Linked DNA regions of Homo sapiens: regions 1 and 3 are each linked to region 2. Evidence: chromatin contacts called from ENCODE Hi-C or POLR2A ChIA-PET data. All regions are on one chromosome and are shown on one strand. Each heading gives the region's core, a stretch centred on a gene start or an enhancer-like site at or near the end of the contact. The rest is flanking DNA. Distances are from core to core; before and after follow the strand shown. Region 1 has its middle 110 kb from the start of LINC01473. Region 2 holds the start of ZC3H15 (zinc finger CCCH-type containing 15). Region 3 has its middle 78 kb from the start of ZSWIM2.

Evidence for each region. Hi-C counts contacts between places; a loop is a spot of excess contacts on that map. ChIA-PET counts read pairs that join two places held with the same protein, here RNA polymerase II (POLR2A). Pooled maps may share reads with other maps.
Region 1: a loop to region 2 is called in a map of mammary epithelial cell, with 2.6 times the contacts of the local background. The contact joins the enhancer-like site here to the promoter of ZC3H15 in region 2. A Hi-C loop is called at or near these places in 1 of 168 maps with a recorded cell type or tissue (mammary epithelial cell) and 1 of 50 pooled maps. POLR2A ChIA-PET finds 5 or more read pairs at or near these places in 1 of 52 experiments (activated T-cell).
Region 3: a map of PC-9 shows a loop between it and region 2 (6-fold over the local background). The contact joins the enhancer-like site here to the promoter of ZC3H15 in region 2. A Hi-C loop is called at or near these places in 3 of 168 maps with a recorded cell type or tissue (Caco-2, PC-9 and Panc1) and 2 of 50 pooled maps. POLR2A ChIA-PET finds 5 or more read pairs at or near these places in 1 of 52 experiments (WTC11).

The regions. Positions count from the first base shown.
Region 1 is chr2:185,977,856-185,980,555 of GRCh38, reverse strand. No RefSeq gene overlaps it. Among named protein-coding and RNA genes, the nearest start is that of LINC01473, 110 kb to the left of the region's middle. Within about 2 kb of position 1,300, at least 3 of the 41 ENCODE cell types and tissues checked have a DNase peak (open chromatin) inside an H3K27ac peak, as active enhancers do; they include mammary epithelial cell, where a contact is called at or near this core.
Region 2 is chr2:186,484,898-186,487,597 of GRCh38, reverse strand. ZC3H15 (zinc finger CCCH-type containing 15) reads right to left here and starts at 1,338. Exons shown (of 10, transcript NM_018471.3): 1 at 1,141-1,338. The coding sequence starts at 1,215. LOC105373785 (a long non-coding RNA gene) reads left to right here and starts at 1,598. Exons shown (of 2, transcript XR_001739147.3): 1 at 1,598-1,798. RefSeq lists an enhancer at 1,229-1,708.
Region 3 is chr2:186,770,279-186,772,978 of GRCh38, reverse strand. No RefSeq gene overlaps it. Among named protein-coding and RNA genes, the nearest start is that of ZSWIM2, 78 kb to the left of the region's middle. Within about 2 kb of position 1,419, at least 4 of the 41 ENCODE cell types and tissues checked have a DNase peak (open chromatin) inside an H3K27ac peak, as active enhancers do; they include PC-9, where a contact is called at or near this core.

The DNA.
Region 1 (2,700 bases), core at 51-2,550, 510 kb after region 2:
TTGGGGCCTCTATTGATTCTGCTCCATGAATTCATCTAGGCGACTTCATTAACTTATTTTTTGAATATTTATCTCAGCTTTGACCTGAAACATTTCTTTTGCAACATGTGGAATATTTCTCCTAAGTTCACAGTCTAGTGAAGCTGCTTTTGTGAACTTTCTACTGAGAGATATCTGACATAGTTGACTCCATCTTGCTTCTGACCCCCAAGCTGTCCTTGGTCATTCTTGTGCATAGGCCAAGCTAACTTTGGGAGGAATTTAGTTTACAGTTTAACTTGAAAACAACAACAATAATACCCCCTCCTAAAACTACTCTTCTCTTTGCTCAGAGACCCAAAACCACCCTTGTGAAACTAATGAAAAGTCGCAAGAATAGGATCATGGGAGGGGCCTGGACTCTGCTAAGATGTAGGCATAGTGTCTATAATCCTTTACTGCTCAGGAGTTATGTGGCCAGAGGTCACAAGATTTGTGGCTTGACCAGTTACTCCTATTGATAACATCACTATTGTAGAAGCTAAAAATGGTTTTTTGAGATACCTTTCAGACTGTTCCCACCCAGATTCATGACTCAACTGATCCTGTAGCCCCACCCAGAGGTGTACTCAGCATATGAGTACCACTTTCCACACCCCTATGATTTCATCGTCAGTCAGTAAAGAGCACCCATTCCCTAGCTATGATATGAGTGGTAACTTCAATTCTCTCATGTGGGCCAGCCTCACATCAATTAAACCAGTTCTCTACTGTAATGCTGTAGTCTCAGTGGATTGATTTGTCTGTGCACTGGGCAGGAAGAACCCATCCGATGATTACATGACTGAAATAAGTAAAAGGCACTCTGCACTCATGCCTTGCTGTAGCCAATACTTAATAGAGCCACAGGCTAAAATGTTCTGAAAGCTGTTACTCTTAATTAGCTCTGTGTGTGGGTGTGTATGTGTTGAGCATAGTTTTGTGTTGACTGGAGGGCAGTCATTCTTTGCTGCTAAAAAATTATCATTTTTTAAATCAGCATTAAATTTTTTAATAAAATCAGCATTTAATGATAATTTTTTATGAGCTTTATAATTTTTTGTCAGCATTTCTCAGGGTTTACCTATTTATTGTTGTTATTTTTAGGTGCAGATGTTTGCTGACACAGCCTCAGCCTCATGGGAGGGACTCAGCAAAATGGAATTTGTGGTCTCTTCATTATAGGCAGAGGGTGAAGAAAAATGGGCAGCTTAATATCAGTCTAAGTTTGTTTAGATTACGTGGACTTCTAAATGGCTTGAGCAATTGGTTCTGGAGTATTTAATGCCATATGATTTACAGCAATGTCATATATTCACAGAAGCACTGACAACACTCCAGCTCTTCACTTCTGAAACCAGGAGGTTTCTGGAACACAAGTTAAGATCAGGCTGAGCCCTGTTCTTAGTCATAGAGTGGTGTTTTCTATCCTTTTAATTTTTAAATGAAATAAAGCTGTTTTTTCCTATTCAAGGCAATTATAAATTCAAGACATACGACAGCTTCCAGGACTGAGCCTATCTAGATAAAGTGTGAGGAGGTTAGTGCTGCCCATAATTAAGTTCATTGTTTCCTTGATATATCCCAGCTGAATCACATGACTCTTACACATTTAGGAAAATTAATACTTTTTTACTTTAGCATTATCTGACCCACACTTTATTACATTTCCTGAGACTCTCTCTGTAGTCTCAACTTTATATATTGCCTTAAGCCATGAATACAAGTAAACACTGCAGAACGTGAGGCATTTGATGTAACTGAGTTTAAGAAGATATCTTATTTGATGTTCTGGATAATTATAGAATATTGTGTTTCTTTTCAGTAGACTATCATCTCATATTCACCCTGAATGAAGAATAAGTACATTTAAGAATGTTCTTTTCCTATCAAATTAAAATGTTGCTTCTTTTCATTTTGCATATTTTTGCTTTTTGTGTTTTTTTGATTAGGTGAACTAATGGTTTTTTTTTAATCTTATGGTTTGCTTTTATTGCCAACAGTCAACATTTGGTTTTATTTATTATTTGTAAACTTTTTATTATTTTCTAATTTTTAATGTTTGTATTTCTCTTTAGTAATTAGTTTCATCAAATTTTCTTAGGTTCATTTGGTTGTTTTTTTAAAACTATCTTCTTGAATTAAGTATGTAATTAATTTGCGTTCATTTTTTGTTTTTAGAAATGAAAATATTTAAAACAAATTTCCACTGCAGTGCTGTAGTTGTATCCCATGTTTTCATAACATTCTCTATAACTTCTGTTTTGTCCTTTCTTTGAAGTTATGTAAGTGTAACACTTTAAAAATTATCTCATTTTTAGACACTCCAAAATTCTGATAAATCACAGTATAGACACTATTCTATGACTATAACACACAAAGCTAGAATATAGCAAAAGAAAACTAAAAACAAAGTTAGAGACACTTAGAATCTCTCTTTCTTTCTCTCTCTATTTATCTCTCTCAGATATACACACACATACACACATAAATACTTATGTTAACTCCAAACAAGGACTTAAAAGTATCAAACTAATGAAATGTTACAAATATTTCTTATGAATCAATTAATACTTTAAAAATCCTTTAAAAAGCAAAGCCCACATATTTTAACACAAAAGAGAAAAAGGAACTATATGTCTTGTTCCCAATGTTTTGTAAATGTTAGAATAGTTATAGTTG
Region 2 (2,700 bases), core at 89-2,588:
ATAGTACTTCATGACAGTTTTAAACTGTACAAATTGGCAATAAGAATACCAGTTCTCCTCCAAAGTTGGAACCTGGCCAAGTATAGCAAAATTCTTAAGCATTTTCTTAAATCCAATGAGCAGACTTTACACCTTATGCGGTAAAATGGTCATGGCTTTTTCTAATTATATCCAAAGTACAAGAGGTCCTATTTAATTATGAGGAGGATTAATAGCAGAAATCGAGGGAAGAAATACCTCGTTGGGGTCTGTATGGTATGTTTACGTAATGTCAAATATGGTTCATCTTTTAAGGAAACTCAATTCAGTTGTTGGAAAACAAGTGCACAACATGTAAGAACGTCAATAGCGTTCCTTGGCCATTAAAGGGCTACAGGCTCAATGTGTTAAACGAATATATATACACACACATATATACACATATACACACACATAGATGTATACATATATACACGCGCACACACACACATATATCTCAAACTGGGTTACGGGACTTCACACAATTAGTGACACTGAAACCTAATCTCTTTTAAGGCGTTATCCTATTTAATCCACTTCAGAATGTAAGTACCAAGCTCTGCGTTCAAGACCCTGGGTTGTGACGGAAAGTCCTTCCATTCTTTATGGGACTTTAAACATTTCAGAGGTGGATCGAAAAAGCCACCAAGTCGTAATTTGTTGGTTCAAAAGAACTAACAGTACCATCCCTGGGTGACGGGTAAAGAAATAACGAACACAAAGACTCGTCATGAGTCGGTCTTCCAGAAAGACGCTGGCCCGAGACCGTTCAGCGTATTTCTTCACACATAACCTTGGAAAATCTCCTCAATTCTGAGAGGACTAGCGAAGGATAAAACCCTGTGCCAGTCCCGAGGGGTCATTTCGCACCCGGGTGCATGGGTGGGTGAACACGGGCGTGTGGGCGGAGAGGCAAAGCCCAGGTGCGGGGGCGCCAGCAGCGTCACTATAGTAATGAGAGAGCTAGCGTCATCAGGGGCTGGAGAAGGGGCAGTGGGCCACACAGGCCTAAGGGAGGAACACGTGGCCCGAGGAAGCGAGCCGGCTCCCAGGGAAGCCCGGAGCGGGGAAGTGGCTTTCCGGAGGGCTCGCGGCGTGAGTGGGGGAGGGGTGGGTACTCACTTCGATAATCTTCTCCTTCTTTTTTTGCTCCGCCTTTTTGCTGCCCCCGGCCTGAGCCTGTTTCTTGGGGGGCATTGCGGAGACAGATGGCACCGGCCAGACTTACGCGCAGCTGAATACCGTCAGGGGTTCTGGCCCTGCGGCAGGACGAGGAGGAAGACCGGGGCCTCACTCGCCGCACCGCACGGAAAGCGAGTCGCTCATTGGCCCCGCAAACGCGGCCTTTGCGACAGGTCGATGTCGCAGAGCATAGTGGGTAGCGAGGAGCGGCTCCCGGAAGCGGAGCTGCGCGTGCGCGCCCACTGCGTCCCACTAGGAGGGGGCAGGGACGGGACGTGGGAAAATGACTACGCGTCACTCGTGATGTCGCGCATCCGATAGGCCCTTTTCAGATGGCAAAAGGCCTGAGGGTGAATCTGGGCGAGCTGGTTGAGTCCATGCGTTTGTGCTTCCTCTCAGTCCACTTTCGCTTACGATGGGGCGACTCTTGTCCATCGTCACCTCACCGGGAAACTTTTCCTGCCGGGCCAGTTAATGGTCCCCTGTACCATCCCCATCCTGAGTGACTACTAAGCAGCCGCAGCGACTCGGGGTTGCTCCGTGACCACGTTACTCAGTTAACCTTCTTGTTCCCTGGAGAGGCGGAGCTGAATGGCCCGTGAGTGTCGCGTGCTTCAGATTCCTGCGAAGGATTATTTAAAAAATGGAAAAAGTTAACTTTCATTTGCAGGGTCCCTTTCATTTGAAGAGCATCTGAGATGGCGTCCCAGATAAGGAGGCACTTGAACTCCTTAGAAGTACTGTATTAAGTTATTTTGAGACTTTAGGAGAGTGCCTAGGTGATTCCTAAAAATTCCTTTATAACGTGAAAGTAACCAAACTTAGTTAGAACTTAGTTTAAGTGCTTGGTAGCTCCAGAAATTCCTTGGCACATTACACACACTATTTCATTTAGTTATCACAACGACACTTAGGTGGGAGTTGTTACTGTTTTCGTTTTATAGATGAAGCAGAGAAAGGAAGAAAGATGCCCAAAGTTATATTAAGGACAGAGCCAGCAATTGTAATCTTGGCAGTCCGGCTTCAGCCTATATGCCTATTACCTAACATTACAAACTTAGATCCTGTTTGAAAAGGTACTTGAATGATGAATGGGACCCATTGATATTTGTACAAACGAAAATACTATTTTTTAAAAATGTACAATGCTTAGCTGTTATTTTTTAAAATGATTATTGTTTAAACTATTTCTGTTAAGAAGCATTGTGGAACCAAGAATCATCTTTATAGATAAAAGTTTTTTTATCTTTTTCATTAATTTGAATAGGGAGAAAACGATAAGCCCCCCTACTTAGTCAAATTGATTATTTGCTTAGTAATTTTCTACGTAAGATAATGTCAAGGAACCCCAAGTATGTTTTGTGTGTGTATGTGTGTGTGTAGAAGAAATGTGATAGCTACTAAAAAGAATTGTGTCGAGAATGGCAGGTGTATGTTGACACACTTTTTTTCATTTGGGCTCATATTGGCAGGTTAATGGGCTCCCCCCCTTTTACATAT
Region 3 (2,700 bases), core at 170-2,669, 290 kb before region 2:
TTTGGATCCATTGCTACTGAGTTATTGTGATCTTTTGGGGGTGTTAAATAACCTTGTTTTTTCATATTACCAGAATTGTTTTTCTGGTTTCTTCTCATTTGGGTAGACTATGTCAGAAGGAAGATACGGTGCTCAAGAGCTGCTGTTTGAATTCTTTTGTCTTATGGGGATGTGGTACTCTCCCCATTCCCCTGGGGATGGGGGTTTCTGAGAGCTCAACTATAGTGATTGTTGTTTCTCTTCTGGATCCAGCCACACAGCAGAGCTAGTGGGCTCTGGGCTGGTTCTGTGGAGTGTCTGCAAAGAGTCATGTGATGTGATCCATCTTCAGGTCTCTCAGTCGTGGATACCAGAACCTGTTCCAGCGCATGTAGCAGGGGAGTGAAGTGGACTCTGTGAGAGTCCTTGGTTGTATTTTTGCTTAGTGCACTGGTTTTGTGTTGGTTGGCCTCCAGCAAGGAGGTGGTGCTTTCAAGAGAGTATCAGCTGCAGTATTACAGGGAGTATACAAGCTTGCCCTAAGGTCACCTGGGTAAGTATTTGGGTGTCTCAGGTGGTGGGTGGGGCCACAGAGCTTCCAAGAAATTATGTCCTTTGTCTTCAGCTACCAGAGCGGGTAGAGAAAGACCATCAGGTGGGAGCAGGGTCTGGTGTGTCTGAGCTCAGACTCTCCTTGGGCAGGGCATGCTTAGGCTGTTGTGGAGGATTGGAGTGTGGTTCTCAGGCTGATGAAGTTACATTCCCAGGGAGATTATGGCTGCCTCTGTCATATCATACAGGTCACCAGAGAAGTGCAGGAAAGCCAGCAGTGACAGGACTCACACAGCTCCCATGCAGCTGGAAAGGCTAGTCTCACTCCCACTGTGTCCCCCTAACCACACTGAGTTTATTTCCAGGCAGCCAGTGAGCAGGGCTGAGAACTTGCCCCAGGCTACAAGCCTCCCTGCTGAGAAAGTAAACAGGGCTTTCAGGTTTCATGCCTCCCTACCTTCTGCAGCTTCTGTGTTCATATTTGTACTCCAGGTCACTCCCTCCCCCAGTTTCTGTCCAGGAACCTTCACCTTGAGTTGAAATTGTTACAAAGTTCAGCTGAATGTTTCCTGAATCTTTCATCTTTCCCCAGTTCCACTGCCAGCCCTCCCCAAGGACCCCTATGAAATAAAGTCAGAAATGGCTTCCCTGGGGACTGAGAGTGCCCACAGGACTCTTCCCTGTGCTTCTTCTACCCCCATATTTTTCTCAGCTCTCTAAATTTGTCTCAGCGCCAGGTAAGGTCAAATTCTTCTCCTGTGATCTGAACCTTTAGGTTTCCCAGTGAGGATGTGTGTTTGGGGGTGGATGTTCCCTCTTTTACACTTTGAATACTCACATTCTTTTGGCTGTCTCACAGAACCTGCAACAGCAAGCCGCTTCCTTCAAAGGGCTTGTGGAGTCTCTGGCTTTCTTGGTATGTTACTGCACTAATCCTTGGAGCAAAAGTTCACAGTGTGAGCCTCCACACACTGCTCTGAGTGGGAGCTGAAGTTAGTCCTGTCTCCTATCTGCCATTTTTTTTCCAACTGAGATCATATTTTTTAATCCATTTAAACACTGTGTCTTTTGATTGGAAAATATATTCATTTGCATGTAAAGTAATAATCAATATGTAAGAACTTTTGCCATTTTGTTGTTTACTAATTGTTTCATCATTCCTTTTTTCCATTATACCATTCTTTTCTTCCTCCTTTGTAATTTGTTAGATTTTTGAAGTGCATGCTTTGGTTTTTTTTTGTTGTTATCTTTGTGTATTCACTAGAGGTTTATTTTTTCTTTGTGTTCACCACAGGACTTTTACGAAACATCTTATTGTTATAACATTCTATTTTGAACTAAAAGCTTAAGTTCAATAGCATACAAAACCCACACTTCTATTTCGCTCCTCACCACATTTTAGGCTATTGATGTTATATTTTACATCTTTCTATTTTGTTTATTTATCAGCAAATTGTAGTTACAGTTATTTTTAATACTTTGGTCTTTTAACTTTTGTACTAGAATTAAAAGTCATTTACACACCATTATTACAGTATTAGAGTATACTGGATTTCACTAAATATTTACCTTTACCAGTGAATTTTGTACAGATGGTCCCCAACTTACATTGGTTTGACTTATAATTTTGTGACTTTATGATGGGTTTATCAGGATGTTTCCCCATTATAAGTTGAGAAACATTTGTACTTTCATATGTTTTCATGTTGCTATTTAGCATCCTTTTGTTTCAACTCTAAGAACTTCATTATTTCTTGTAAGGCAGGTCTACTGGTGATGATGTCTCTCAGGTTTTCTTTGTCAGGGAATGTCTCTCTGTCCTTCATATGTGAAGGACAGCTTTGCCAGTTATAGTATTACTTATTGACAGTTTGTTTTTTTTGTTTTGCACTTTGAATATGTTATCTTACTTCCTCCTGGCTTGCAAGGGTTTTGTTGAAAAGTCTGCTGATAGTCTTATGAAGGTTCCCTTGTGTGTAATAAGGCACTTTTCTCTTGGTGCTGTCAAGATTCTATCTTTGATTTTTGACAATTTGATCATAATATGTCTCAGAATATTCTTCTTTGGGTCTGATAGAGTTTGGATATTTGTCCCTGCCTAAATCTCATGTCGAATTGTAATTCTTAGCCTGGTGGGAGGTGTTTGGATCATGGAGGTGAATCCCTTGT